Linked DNA regions of Homo sapiens: region 1 is linked to region 2. A link is an interaction called in ENCODE POLR2A ChIA-PET data of the cell type or tissue named here. Cell type or tissue: endothelial cell of umbilical vein. All regions are shown on one strand. Each heading gives the region's core, and the rest is flanking DNA. Links, peaks and the distances in the headings are about the cores only. Region 1 overlaps CENPP (centromere protein P). Region 2 overlaps NOL8 (nucleolar protein 8).

The links. ChIA-PET counts read pairs that join two places held together with the same protein. Peaks named below come from ENCODE experiments on the same cell type or tissue, not always from the same donor. Only the 100,000 strongest peaks of a DNase experiment are listed, where the experiment ranks them.
Region 1: POLR2A ChIA-PET joins it to region 2 with 7 read pairs; 1 of 35 experiments calls an interaction of 5 or more read pairs at or near these places.

Annotation. Positions count from the first base shown.
Region 1 is chr9:92,589,360-92,591,859 of GRCh38, forward strand. The region is part of intron 5 of CENPP (centromere protein P); the gene reads left to right. Among named protein-coding and RNA genes, the nearest start is that of ECM2, 55 kb to the left of the region's middle. In endothelial cell of umbilical vein, for the core only: no CTCF peak of the experiment used is centred there; a DNase peak (open chromatin) is centred at 1,222.
Region 2 is chr9:92,307,486-92,320,719 of GRCh38, forward strand. NOL8 (nucleolar protein 8) reads right to left here. Exons shown (of 17, transcript NM_017948.6): 5 at 11,736-11,871; 6 at 11,133-11,201; 7 at 6,782-8,653; 8 at 3,661-3,774; 9 at 3,068-3,190; 10 at 2,686-2,776. Among named protein-coding and RNA genes, the nearest start is that of NOL8, 11 kb to the right of the region's middle. In endothelial cell of umbilical vein, for the core only: no CTCF peak of the experiment used is centred there; a DNase peak (open chromatin) is centred at 5,606; H3K27ac peaks cover 623 bases.

The DNA.
Region 1 (2,500 bases), core at 1-2,500, 280 kb after region 2:
TTTTTTAAGAGAAAAAGGAAACTACCAAATGGTTTTATAAAATGACTGTACCATTTTATAATGCACCAAAAAATTTGTGTAAGATAAGACCTGCAGGGAAAAAAAAAAATCCAAACCATGCTTATTGGAAGATATGCCCTTGTCTGTCAACCCTAACCCAAGAAAAGACATACTGACTTCCCAGAACAGCATTCCCACATTCTTGAAATTACATGGACATTCTCATACATGTTGGCTGTACCAACAGTATGTGAAGTTCCACCTTCTTTACATTTTTACCTGCACTTGATATTGTCTGTTTTGTTGATTACAGCTATTTTAATGGGTGTGAAGTGATTCTCTTATGCGTTTACGAAAGATTTCAACTAAGCATTATACAGACCTATTTTTTATTTAGAGCTCTTTTATTTTGAGCTTTTAATGATAGTTCAAATTGTTGTTGAATGCCTTTTTAAACTACTTTATCTTACAAAGTCTAGTTGTAATTTAAATTGAAGATAATCATATGTTCATATTTCCTGACTCTATCAGTTTTTATTCACCCTTTAATTATGATGTTTTTATTATGTTTAAAATATTGTATTCATCTGAAAAGCTCAAACTACACAGTATCATCCCTGCTCCCCCACACCTACCTCCCAAAAAGAGGTTTCATTGTTTCTTCGCCCCACTTTATAACAACATCAGTCACATTCACATACAAAGGATGTGGAACAGAAAAGACCCAAAGAGCTTTGCAAATGCTCCTGGAGGGCACTGGCAGGCACTGGTTGAGCAAGTTCTCTAATGGTGTGTCAGTGGTGAGGTACAGTTCAACAAAGAGTTTTCAGAGGCTTTAATTATATTAACACAACAAATTGTTAACTACTTGTTCTAAGGTTTTTTTCAAACTTTAACTTTAGTTTCTTCTCAATGCATTCTCTTGCTTTATAAGACACTATAAAACACATCTGGTTAGCATTCAGCACTTATGGCACTTGTAAATAAAGAATCCTCTTTCTATTACAAATGTGTGAATAAATGCTATGCTTAAAGATGTTTGATTTTTAAAACAGTGTAGAATTCGTATTTGTCTGAGGCCGAAGTATGACTTTTAGGAAATTGGAATCTGTCCTTTGGCTATTTTGTCTTTAAGAAAGAAGCTGACAGCTTGACTGTCTTGGCCCACACTCCCTGTTTCCATTTCCTCCTGCGGGCCAGGGCTGCATAATCAAAGTTAGACAGTTGTTATGCAAGCTTCCTGGTCTCAGGGGCCCTTATCCCTGTCCAGCCCTTAAACACAACATCTCTCTGTTTCCAAATAAATCCAAGAACTGTACAATCCCTTTCCATGTGTTTGGTCAGCTTTGGCTTCTGGAAATTAGTATGTTTCTTCAACTGTCATTTAAATGTGCAAGTTAGCTGAATTCTTAATAGAAGGAGATTTTGAAAGATAAATAGAAAGCTCACAAACGTCAAAACAAATGTATATAACTAATATCTGCATGTATCAAAGATTTCTAATCTGCAGCTTTTGACCCGTTTATTCAAACGTGATGCAGCTAATTCTAGTGGAACAAAATAATGTGGACCATAGTTTCAGGATAGAGAAGTATTAAACAATTGAAGTTTTGAATAAATGAGCCAAAAGGGAGTCAACATTAAAGTCTTTATACTTTCAGATAAGTTTAAACATTTCCACTCATTGAAATACCAAGAGAATGGGAATGCACTGAAAACATTATTCAGAGCACACCAAAAAGTAATAAAAAATTGTGCATAAAATAAGACCTGCAGGGGGCCGGGTGCGGTGGCTCACGCCTGTAATCCCAGCACTTTGGGAGGCTGAGGCGGGTGGATCACGAGGTCAGGAGATCAAGACCATCCTGGCTAAAACGGTGAAACCCCGCCTCTACTAAAAATACAAAAAAATTAGCCAGTGTGATGGCGGCCGCCTGTAGTCCCAGCTACTCGGGAGGCTGAGGCAGGAGAATGGCATGAACCCGGGAGGCGGAACTTGCAGTGAGCCGAGATTGCGCCACTGCACTCCAGCCTGGGCGACTGAGCAAGACTCTGTCTCAAAATAAATAAATAAATAAATAAGACCTGCAGGGAAAAAAAAATCCAAACCATACTTGTTGGAAGATATGCCCTTGTGTGTCAATCCTAACTCAAGAAAAGACATACTGACTTCCCAAAACGGCATTCCAGATACCACAGTATTAACAAAGGCTTGCAGATTGCCCATCTTAATCCAGGAAAATCACGGGAAATAAAATAGATGATATGTTCTTTGTAACAAATCCTGGAGAATCTGTCTGCGATGTTTCATTTATGGTCACTGTTCTCTAGGATAAGATAAATGTGACAGAGCTAGAAAAGATCCAAAGAGAGGAAGTAAAGTCACCAAGATGGCTACAGAGCTTCCAGATTAAAAAAAGAAAAAGCATTTTCCAAAGTGGAAGGGTAACAGCAGAGAGGAGGCATCTTGGCACTCATCACAATTTTTAAATTATAAATT
Region 2 (13,234 bases), core at 4,473-6,972:
AATAACAAGTATTATGGGAAAAAAACCATATGCCCTACACATACTAAGGCATCATGGACTTTTACAAGCTACTATCCTCAACTACTACAAACAGACAAAATATCACAGAATAAAGTTAAACAGCTAGTTTGGATTACAGAAATACAAAAGTAGTCTAAGCCTGTATGACTCTTTCAACTTACTGCAGGATATAAATAACCAACTAACAGAAACTAGAATAAAATGCTAATTTAAGTACTCTACAGGGATGCCCCCAAAGTTTCTAAGGGTTCAAAGGAAGTTGAGATAGTGTTTAACTGAATCAAAAGATGCTTTATAAACTAGGTAAAGTTATGAGGTAGGAAAGATAGAGTTGAATCCCTAGAGGTGGTAGGAAAGCATGCTAGGTGTTGGAAACAAAACGAACACATATATTGAAATAATAAAGTACAAAAAGTTTACACTGCATTAGGTTGAAACTGCTAATTTCAACAACTTTTGACTATCAAAAACATCAATTTAAATTTTAATCTAATAAGCATTAGGGAAGTAGATTATAATGCTGAAAAAGGCTCAAGGTGATATAGGCTGGCTGTGCTGCTTACTTGAGACAAAACGTTGTGCCTCAAAATTTGGGAAGGGGTCTGGTGCAGTGGTTCCATGCCTATAATCTCAGCACTTTGGGAAGCTGAGGCAGGAGGATCACTTGAGGCCAGGAGTTTGAGACCCGCCTAGGCAACACAGCGAGACCCTGTCTCTATGAAAATACAAAAATTAGCTGGACATGGTGGCACATGCCTGTAGTCCTAGCTACTAGAGAGACTGAGTTTGAGGTTACAGTAAGCTATGACTGTGCCACTGCACTCCAGCCTGAGGAACACAGTGAGATCCTGTCTCCAAAAAAATAAAAATAAAATGTTGAGAAGGAAAGAAAAAAACAACAACAGAGATTCTAAGAATGGACACGCCATCAACGCAGAAAGGTTAAGAAGAGCTGGTTTGGACTTGCTGAGTTTTAACACAAACTCAGGAAAGCCTGTGGAAAATATCCAACAGGCGTTTAAGACCAGTTGGGAGCTCAGCAGAACAGCAAGGAAGAAAGAAGATCCAAATTTGAAAAATACTCATGTGCAAGTGAAGGCTAAAGCTATAGGGACTTACAGAACCCTGGGAAGAACCCATATTTGGAGGCAAAAGAAAAATTAGGAATAAAGAGTTAAGAAAACCAGGAAGTTATGATGCAATTGGAAGCAAAGTGAACATTTCAAGAAGGGATGATCAACAGTGACATATGCTCTAGGTTAGCTGAAGAGGATGTCATTGGAGACAATGCCACTGCACTTGGAGGACAAGTTGTTTACGGCTTTGAGGGAACACACACCCAAAGAGTTGTAAAGAAACAGACAAAATTGGCAGAAGTTAAGAAAATAACCTATGTACCTTCTAAATGAAGGTTAGTCTCCAGGTTCTGTTCATTCTTGTGTTTTCAACATGGAGTTTTGAGTGAGAAAGTCAAGTAGAATACAATGCTGGAAAGGGCTCAAGGTGATGGAGGCTGGCTGTGCTGCTGCTTGCAGGATAGACAAACATTGTGCTTTCAAAAGTTGGAAAAGGGCCAGCTACAGTGGCTCATGCCTGTAATCTCAGCACTGAAACAGAATTTGGGAGGACCCTAGAGAATTCATTTTAAAACTCTCTGAACCTTGGTTTCCTGAAACAGTCCAACACTGTTAATAATCACCTCAAAGAATTGAGAAGATCAAATCACAGATTGTTTTCAGTAAAAAGCCAACTGCTACTGAATTAGATGTAATTTACTTTTTCACTTCAAATTTAGAACTGAAAGAGAGATGGAGTACAAACTTGAAAACTGGCATGGTTAGAGGAATGGCTTTTTTGGGACCACAAGACCTAACTATGTCTGTAGAAAAAGGAAGAAGCTAGAAGGAGAAGAATGAAAATGCAAGTGATGAAAGGAGTAATAGGAAGTAGGAATGGTGAGGATTAAAATGCAGATTAGATTAATTCAGGAAGGAGAAAAAAAAAGAAGGGCAGAGAAGTTCTGAGATTAGGAGAGGGAATTAGGGAGCTCATTCAAGCCAGCGACGTAAGAGGTAAGGTGTTTTTAAAAGGGTAAGAGGAGAAGGTCCTGTAGAAAAAGATTGGAAGTACTGCTGTGAAAAATGCTATAGTAAGTGAAAAGAAGTAGAATTAGGATGCTTCTGATAGCATCATTACTCTTAGATACATTCAAACAGGGATAAATTCAAGTAGAATGGCATTCAGTGATACACAGCTTTAAAAAATAATCTGCACCAGGTATGCACACTGGAGGACGATGAACACTGTTCCTTTTAGAAAGCCAAGAGTGACTTAACTGTCTTCCATGGCTTCACCCAGAACCTGCTGATCCACTGCCAGGTAGGAAACTCAACTTCTTCTCATGCCAAGGATGGGATAGAGGAAAATGGTACCTTTGGTGGATGTTATTTTTTCCTTTCCTTTCTGGCAGCTCTAAGTAATTAAATTTTCCTAAATTACTATGTACAAACAAACTTAGTATTAACTGTACATTTGATTATAAACTCCTCAATCCAATGTCTTGGGATGGAGAGTTTCTTCATGTGTTAAACAAAGGAGGTATACTAGGTGATTTCTCAGTGTCCCCAGATATGACATCAGGACTCTGGACAATGAAGCATTTACCTTCCTGTTCCTCTTCACTGTCAGTTTCTAGAAATCGAGAGTCCATGCGGAATCTGTCATCGGTGCCAAAGTGCGACTGTAAATCCATGAGCTACACAGACAGAAAACATACATAATTGATAGCCACATTCCCAAGAAATTGCTTCTGACGAAGACTGTCAATGTACACCTCCCCACACACTGAAATTCACTACATTAAGATGTTTGCCTACCTCCATCTACTTATGAACCAATCAGAGAGGATCACAGAAGACTCACTCTCCAAATAAACACCCCGATGCTATAATGTAGGTTAAGGTCTGCCTGCATTTACCCAGATTTAAGGACTATGTCAAAAAATAAGGACATGCTGCAAGTCTAATTATTTTCAGTCTTCACTAACCTTCTGTCCAGCTCTGCCCTCAAACTGAGGTTTAATTTTGAACCTATTACTGTCATCTTCAGAATCAGATTCGTCATCATCACTGCTATCAAACAGCTTCCCTGATGTTTTACCCATAGACTCCTGTGAAGAAACACAACATTTATTAATAGCAGAGGCAAACAAGCAGTATTTCCCTTCATAACGTAATCTTCTCCCTCACATTGAAAGCCAGTAACCCAGACTCATCTACCAGGAATGAGTAAATGGCAGGTCAGGTGGAAATTCCTGACTCAGTGAAATCTAACTGGCCTCTGGGATCACTAATCCAGAGGCTCTCCAGTGAAGCCTGGATTTGGGGAGGTAGTTATTACATGCAAGAACAGTTTTTGTAGCGTTTCACTAATATTGATGTCATGCTGCAGATGTTGTGGAGAATATAGGTTCATATATAAAAATCTCCAAGACCCCTGTAGTCTCAATATGAGGTGACCTGGCAAGCCCTGGGTCTCATTGGGGCTCTCAGGAGGGTTTTATGTTGAGATTGCCAGTTGTTTGTGGTGTGGATCTGCAGAAGTAGATGAATGTCCACAGAGACATCCTGAACTTCTTACTTTCACCCATTCCTCTCCTGGATGGCTCTGCTCCTGAGTCGATGTCTCCTCTGTTTCACATTCACTGTCAGAACCGAAGATGATGTGCGTTGGCTTATCCTCTGGATGACCATCCTAGGGAGGCCATCGAAAGCATTGCATCTTAAAAAGATTTATGATGAAGACTCCAAAAGCAATTGCAACAAAATCCAAAATTGACAAGTGGGATCTAATTAAACTAAAGAGCTTCTGCACAGCAAAAGAAAAACTTATCAACAAAGTAAACAGACAACGTACAGAATCGGAGAAAATATTTGCAAACTATGCATCTGACAAAGGTCTAATACCCAGAATCTATAAGGAACTTAAACAAATCAACAAGCAAAAAACAAACAACCCTAGTGAAAAATGGGCAAAGGACACAGCAGACACTTCTCAAAAGACAAACACATGGCCAACAAGCATACAAAAAAAATGCTCAACATCACTGATCATTAGAGGAATGCAAATCAAAACCACAATGAGATACCATCTCACACCAGTCAAAATGGCTATTACTAAAAAGTCAAAATATAACAGATGCTGGCAAGGTTGCAGAGAAAGGGAAATGCTTATATACTGCTGGTGGGAATGTAAATGCATTCACCCACAGTGGAAAGCAGTTTGGCGATTTCTCAAAGAACTTAAAACAAAACTATCATTTGACCTACAACCCCATTAGTGGATATTTGCCCAAAGGAATATAAATCATTCTACCATAAAGACACATGCACACATATGTTTATTGGAGTACTATTCATAATAGCAAAGACACGAAATCAACCTAGATGCCCATCAATGGTGGACTGGATAAAGAAAATGTGGTACACATGCCCCATGAAATATTATGCAGTCATAAAAAAAGAATGCAATCATGTCCCTTACAGCCACATTGATGGTGCTGGAGGCTACTATCCTAAACAAATTAATACAGGAACAGAAAACCAAATACTGCATGCTCTCACTTATAAGTGGGAGCTAAATGTTGAGTACACATGGGGGAGCAATAGGCCAGGTACAGTGGTTGACACCTGAAATCCCAGCACTTTGGGAGGCCAAGGCAGGCTGATTGCTTGAGCTTAGGAGTTCAAGACCAGCCTAGGTGACATGGTGAAACCCCATCTCTACAAAAACACAAAAATTAGCTGGGCATGGTGGCACGTGACTGTAGTCCCAGCTACTCAGCAGGCTGAGGTGGGAGAATTGCTTGAGCCTGGGAGATGGAGGTTGCAGTGAGCTGAGATCATACCACTGCACCCCAGGGTGACAGAGTGAGACCCTGTAAAAAAAAAAAAAAAAAAAAAAAAAAGAACAATCAACACTGGGGTCTACTTGAGGGTGGAGGGTGGAAAGAGAGTAAGGATTGAAAAGCCACCTATTGGGCCGGGCACAGTAGCTCACGCCTGTAATCCCAACACTTTGGGAGGCCAAGACAGGCGGATCACGTGAGGTCAGGAATTTGAGACCAGCCTGGCCAACATGGTGAAACCCCATCTCTACCACAAATATAAAAATTAGCTGGGCGTGGTGGCAGGTGCCTGTAATCCCAGCTACTCAGGAGGCTGAGGCAGGAGAATTGCTTGAACCCAGGAGGCGGAGATTGCAGTGAGCCGAGATCACACCATTGTACTCCAGCCTGGGCAACAAGAGCAAAACTCCATCTCAAAAAAAAAAAAAAAAAAAAAGAAAAGAAAAACCACCTATTGGGTACTATGCTGATTATCTGGGTGACAAAATAATCTGTACACCGAACCTCCAAGACACACAGCTTACCCATGTAACAAACCTGCACATATACCCCCAGAACCTAAAATAAAGGAAGAAAAAAAAAAGCATTGTCTTAAAACAACCCAATCTCAAACTGAACATGTCTAAACCTATCACTCCCTTCCCCTGCCAAGTCTACTTCCTGCCCTTTTTCCTTATCTAGTGAATGCCATCACCATCTGTTTATTTGCCTAAGACAGAAACTTACAATTCCTCTTTCTATCCCTATCCAGTTATCACCAAGTCCTATCAATTAAACTTTTTGGTATCAATTCAGTCAATCTATTCCCATTGCTGTTGTTACGGTTTTGACTTTCCACCTCCCCAAAGGCTCTCCTTGGTTACAGACGGAGCCGTTCGATTTGTTTTCATCATGGTCTGAAGGATCTCTCCCAAACAGAGGTTGACAAACTTTTTCTGTAAAAGGCCAGAGTAAATATGTTAGGCTTTGCAGGCCACATATCGTCTTTGTTCTGTACTCAAAAACTATTTTTAGCTTGAAGGCTGTACATAAATAGGTCATGGGCTGGATGGCCTTTGAGGTGTAGTTTGTCAACTCCTGTTCCAAAATAGACACAATTAATCTTCTCTCCTTTGCTTAAAATTCTTCACTCTCTTTTCATTTTATGAACAAAATGAAACCACTAGCCTCATTTCTTGCCATCTCATGCTGTATAAGTTTTAATTACACTGATTGAAAACATTCACCCTTGTATAAACGGTTCCTTTTTCCTAGAATGAAAGCCTTTCCACTCCCTTTCCACCCTTTCACCTGGGCCTGACCAATTCCCACAAATCTTTTCCTACCACTCAGCTCAGACTACAGAAGCTCCCAACTGACTTAGTGTGTCTCCTGCGTGCTGCCAAGGCACAGGGGCACAACCCCCTCCTGGCCCTGTGTAACTGAACTGTGACTGTCAGCATGCCACACCATGAGCCAAAAACTGTATGAAAGGCAAGATCACCATCCTCATACTATAAATCTGGCACTTACTATAAAGGTGTACTTAACAATTGTTAGAAGAATGAACAAAAGCCCATTACAGTAAATCTTGGCAAGACTTGGCAAGGTATAAATCACTTGACAAGTGATTTTTATGTAAATTCAGACACATTTGAATACATTACTTAACTATACCAGGTATAGCTTCTAAATGAAAGAAAATTATAAAGAAATTTTCAGATAAACCAGATGAAAAAGCTAACTCAAGAACCAAAACATGAAACTGGTGAACACCAAGACAATCAGCTCTATGGGGGCACACCTAACTTCATGGGAAAGAAAAGCTGAACTTTCTGAGTTCTTGTTAAATCCATACATTGAAAATATACTCACCAAATTTGCCAGAGCATTATGCACCAGCTTCTTCTGCACTTCTTTTGCTTTTTGCCTCGCTTCCAAGGCTGCCAAACGCTTCTCATTGTCTTCAGCATGCTTATCTTTAGCACTCACATCTGACGAATTACTAATAGAAAGTGAGAAATCAGTTTTGATTTCCCGAGTGTCCTTGGATGAGACCTTTGGTGATTTCTTGAGAGATGTGAGGCCGCTTGAATCAGACCGCTCTTCCTGTGAAGCTTCTGTCTTTGTGGTACTATGGCAGCTGTCTTTGTCAAAGCCTATGTTGTGAGTCTTTGCACTAAGACTTAAGGACTTCTTACCTTCTAATGGCCTAGAAATAGGATTCTTACTTCTCTTTTCAGAACTGCTAGGGGACACTGCCTTGCGATCCTGGCTTTCAAAAGTGGTCTGTCTTTTTTGAGGCTGAATATAGTTTGGGCCATTCGCCTTCTTTGCATGTTGGCATGGAGTCACTTCACCTAATGAGCCATTAACATATGGGGACCCATCTTCCATGGATATGATACTGGGATCCTCATGTTTCATGGAATTCTGATCTTTATTGTTAGAGGCAACACTGTCTTTCAAGGATTTTTTCATTGACTCCTTTTCATATAGACAGCCTACTCCCTTGAAAGCCTGAAATTTTGGCTTTAAATTGTTTTCCTTTGGTTTCTGTTTGCCACAGGTGTTCTCCTCTCCTTCTAACAGGGAAGCCACAATCTCCGCAGGACGAATACACTGTCGGCCTCTGCGGAGGCCAGTGGGAGTCTTGGGGCTCTTGGAGCCTCTGTCAAACTTGCATTGGGTGGTGGTTTCTGGTCCATCACTCTTAGTATCTTCATTTGGAACCTTCAGATCACTGCCAGCCAATTGTTCCAAATCAGCTAAAGTGAGATTCACACGAAGGCAGTTTTTCATCATGGCATTATACTCCTCACCTCCTTCAGAGTCAGCTAATTCTGATGCAGAATCAGCATCTTCACTGCTACTGGAGTGAGAGGGAGATTTACGATTAAGAGACTTTAATCCATGACTGAGGGCTGACTCTACATTGCTTTTTCTTTTTTGTAGTTTAATACAGTGATCAGAAAGCTCACAGTTTTCTCTATTTTTGAAAGAAGTTTTCTTCGTAGATTTTTCCATTTGTGAAAATTCTGTACTGTTTTTGACCTTAGCAACATTTTTTTTCATCGCAATAATTTCATCTGTATCTCCTGAGTCATACTCACGATCATTTCTCATAATATCATCATCACTATCATGGCAAGAGACACGATTTTTGATACCTAAACCTATTAAAGAATGCAGTTTGTGAACGCCTGATTTGAAATCATCCCTTACAACTTCAAAAGGATCACTTTCAGATTCATTTATTGAGGGTTGTGTAGTTCTCTGTAAGTTTTCCTCTTTCGCAATCATCATTCTCAATTCATCTTCAGAATCAGTATCATCATCAGAAATGCTGTTTCTCTTCTTGGCAGTTTCCAAGCCAGAAGTCTTAAAAGGTAGATTTTTAAGTTTCTGAGTATCAGAAACAGGTACAGGAGATGATTTAGAAGGAGTAATGGAATCACAAGTTCTTTTTTGTGCAGCCTGTTGCTGTGTTAAGGGTGGTCTCTCTATTACCCTCCTGGGCCTTGTACTCATGGCCAGAGACCCAGTGGAACTCTCATCCTTCTGCACTTTTATTATCTTCTTGGGAGGGCCATGAAAGTCAGAGAACTCTCCTCGCCGTTTCTTACTCATAGGGTCATTCCCTCCTTCTAATTCCCAAGTCAGGCTGGATATAGGAATGGTGTTTGAGAAATCCTCCCCTATCTTCTTCAGGTTGTGGCAGTATTTTGAGGGATCATATTTGATGATGTTACGCAAGTCAAGAAACAAAACTAAAGCACTTGGTTTTAGGAAAACTCATCAATCTTTGATACAAAAAATATTGCTTAATCTCAAATAAGTCATTTCCCCCCCCTTTCAGTTTCCTGTAAAAGAAAATGAGGACTTAACTAGGTTACCTTTCAGGGTCTAAGAAACTGAGCTTTCTATGACATTTGCTGAGTTAAAGTCTAGTACCACCACTATTAGTTGGCAGAAATTACTTGGAGTGTATGTGGATATTATAGCAAACCTATTCAGATTATATTATAGGTACACAGGTCTCAGGGCTATTTTCTGTAAATCACAGAAATCCAACCATCGAACTGATACAGTAAAGCAAAGTTCTGGGTTCAGGAGAACCCAGAGGACATGGCCACATGTGTGTCCTTTACTCTCAAATTCTTTTGGCTATTTCTGTTCTCTCAGTTCTTACTCATCCTAACTCTGATTCTCCTAGCTGAATAACATCCACTTCACATGAACTCACTCTCTGCAACATTTTTAGGTCTTTATTAGAAAGCTGGCCTGGGCACGGTGGCTCATGCCTGTAATCCCAGCACTTTGGGAGGCCGAGGTGGGCCGATTACATGAGCCCAGGAGTTCGAGACCAGCCTGGGCAACATGGTGAGAACCTGTCTTAAAAATAAAAATTAAAAATTAAAAAAAATCTAATAAATCTTTACCAGGCCTATGTCGACACTATCCGGGAAAGATTCTAGTTAACATCGATGTGTTGTAATGATGGCTGTCATTTGCTGATTCCCTAAAGCATATGAATAGGCAAGTATTAAGGTGCTTTAAGCTATCACTCTTTTTTGTTTTGAGACAGGGTTTCACTGCTACCCAGGCTGGAGTGCCACGGCATGATCGTGGCTCAATACAGCTTCAACCTTCCAGGCTCAAGTGATCCTCCCAACTCAGCCTCCCCAGTGGCAGGGACCACAGGCATGTGCCACCGGGCCCAGCCTGATTTTTCTTTTATTAATATTTTTTGTAGAGTTACAGTCTCACTATGTTGCCTAGACTGGTCGCAAACACCTGGGCTCAAGTGATCCCCCAGTGGCCTCCCAAAGTGCTGGGATTACAGGTGTGAGCCACTGCACCCCACCTTAAGCGATTACTCTTGAAAGTCCCTTTTTTCAATAACTACTTATATGTGCCAGTTATATGTGAGGTGTGCCAAAAAGTGTCTATTGTCTCTACTGTCCTTCAATATCTTCCTCTTTGCCATCAGCAGCTGCCATTGGTGGAAAGCTGGAAAGTGGAAAAGAAGAAATCAGTACTTTCCTGACTTTGAGCCACTTGTAGGGAGGGCAGAGGTCACAGCTATGTCCGGTGCAACTAGGGCCTGGATTCAGGTAGTAGTGGTTTCAGTGGCACAGTAGCTGTGAGCTCAGAGGACACACGTTTTTGCTTCTCTAGTCCCAGTGGGGTAGTGGTTTACTGCAGTTGTCAATCAGTGGGGAATCTGACCTTTGGCTTTTGCTCCTCCAGCACTTGTTTAACTAACTGCATATATTATAATCCCTCTGTTTCAAATACCTGCTACTGTTCCCCTTACTGACTGACACCAGGGTTACAAGCTAAAGAATACATCAAGACGGTCAGGTGCGGTGGCTCATGCCTGTAATCCCAGCTCTTTGGGAGGCCAAGGTGGGCAGATCACAAGGTTAGGAGATCAAGACCATCCTGGCCAACATGGTGAAACCCCGTCTCTAGTAAAAATACAAAAAAATTAGCCAGGTGTGGTGGCACACACCTGTAGTCCCAGCTACTTGGGAGGCTGAGGCAGGGGAATTGCTTGAACCCAGGAGGCAGAGGCTGCAGTGAGCCAAGATTGTGCCACTGCACTCCAGCCTGGGGACAGAGCAAGACTCCATCTCAAAAAAAAAAAAAAAAAAAAAAAAAGATTAAAAAAAAAGAATACATTAAGACACACTGCTCAGAATTCCATGATACCAGGTCTTCAAGGTCTTAGACAATGTGACCTCACTGAATAGGCATTAGAATTTGCTCACACTCTGCTCCAAACTATTTCTCAACCCACCATCCTCGTGCTTGCCCACATATTTTTATCTACTATTCCTACTCCCAAGACTACTTCCCATCACTTCTTATTAATTCAAAACCTACCTCAATTCTAAAGCCTTCTTTAATGATGGTCTCTGGGTCTCTCACCCCTCTTTAGCTCCTTCAGCAATGGCTTTGAATCCATGTATGACAATATGAATAAATTAATAAACCAACCTGCTTCTTTGGCACTCATCATTTGAATTACTTATTGTATAAAACCTCAATCCATTTTCTCATGCTCTAATTGTTTCATACATGTAGGTGAGTACCAAGAAACTGGGAACACGCAAACAAACACCTAAAGATTCACTGATAAGAGACAGTGAAATGCTAAAGGTATTTTACAAGTATCCGTCACTGTGGTAAATAATTATGTTGAGAGGCCAAAGGATATTTTACGTTTATGTTGATTTTTAAGGTGAAGAACAGGTAAGACTCTTCCAAATTTGCTCACAACCCAATTCTAAAAGAAAAAAAAAGAATTTATTTACTATATGTGACACAAATGGAAAAGATTTAATAACAATATTAGGTAAATACAACAAAAAAATCAGTGGGCTATGATTACTGTTGGGTTTAGTTTTCTGACAATGAAATAAGAGTTACCAAAGAGAAAAATTGTGAGAGGAAAGAAAAAAAAAGGAAGATTTGGAGCAGCTATCAATCCCAAGTAAACCGTGTAAGATGGTTTACAAAAAACACTGGCTGCTAATTTGAACAGGCAAACTTGGGACCTGCCTGTATTCCTTGCTACCTATGTCCCTTGAAAGTCCACCTCTGCTTGAGTTTTGATTTCTTTCTCTGTAAAATGATGGAGAACTATGCTTACCTAAGAGTTGTAAATGCACCTTGAAAATCATAAAGTCCTATCTATGTTAATTGCCTCCAAGAAAGGGGAAAAGAGTAACTGGTTTTAGACATGACACCCACAATCACGTGATCTCAGGCATCAGTTTCCAAGACCATGTAATTGGCTCAGGCTACAGAGGAGACTCACCTTATGCCCTGGCACTTCTGTCCCTGGCACAGCTTTCATATGGAAATCCACTCCTCCTGTCTTTTCTAACAAGTTGGCGTTACCTGTTGTTGATTCTTCTTTCTTAGCTTTTGCTGCTTCTCTCTCTTGGGCCAATCTGAATCAAAAAGAAAATACAAATAAAAGAGTCAAAATAATCAGCCACGTAAAATGGTTATTTCACTTTAGGTGTGCCTAAATGAGCACTATAAACAGCTTTGTAGTATTAAAAACCAAAATAAAACAAAAATGCTTTCTTAGTAGCATAATAGCTTACCTACTTATCTGAACATACAATGTTTTTATTATAGAATACTGGAAGACAGAACCGTTAAGAAAACAAAACATATTCCTTATCCCTCATCTTGTTAATATTTTGTTTACTTAACTTCATCTTTGTTCTGTATGTAAATATACATATTTTATAATGTAATCCAAATATCATAAGCACAGTTGGGTACACTTCATTTATCAACTTATACGTTCTTTGAAAACATCACTATGATTGCTGTACAACATGCCTTTCCATCAATCTACTGTAGTTTATTGACCAGTCCCTTACCACCAGCAACTGAGCTATACGGTTGGACAGCAGTGACAAGCTGTGCTGTCAGGGCTGTCCCACCAGAGCATGAGGGTTCTTTTCTTAGCCCATCCACTACACTACAGTCAGTCTCCCAAATCCCTGACATGCACGCTTATACCTGTGCTCTGCTCCAGTGGATGTCCCAGTTCCCCTTTATGGAAGACCAAGACCATGGATCGCAAGTTCTCTCAATTTTCCCCTTTCAATTTATATACGTTTGGCATTTTATATTATCTTCTCTCCATTCACTCTTCCCCATGACGAAGGTATCTTTCGGAGCCCAATTTGTTAGGTCTTGATTATCCATATCCTCCTAATGAAGAGAATGCCACCTCTTCTGATTCAAATCACCGCCACCTTCTTCAGGCCTGGACAACTGCACAGAGCAGTCCTCACTGGCCTCTTTGCCTCTGGTCTGTCTCCTTTATGTCCCAGAATAACCATCAGACCCATGCTTCTCAGGCATATCCACGCAGATACTCCAAGCAGCAGCACTGTGTGCTCAACCTGCTCAGCATGGGGCTCTAGTGCCTGTACACAGTAGGCTGGCAACTGCTGCTGGAATGAAAGGTATATAACCACCCTGTTCACAGTCCTAGGCTTCAGCTGAAGAACAAAATCAAATTCTCACCTTTTTCATAAGGCCAGTCCCCCAAAACATGCCTCAAAGTAGGTTGCTTGCCACTCGTTTTAGAATATATCTGTTCTTGTTACATTTCATTGGTCTGGAACAAGCTTATCAACTCTCCTGGTCATTCTACCTGTATATTCTTTTTTTTTTTTCCTTTTTTTTTGTTTGAGACAAGAGTTTCACTCCTGTTGCCCAGGCTGGAGTGCAATGGCACAATGTAGGCTCACTGCAACCTCCGCCTCCCAGGTTCAAGTGATTCTCCTG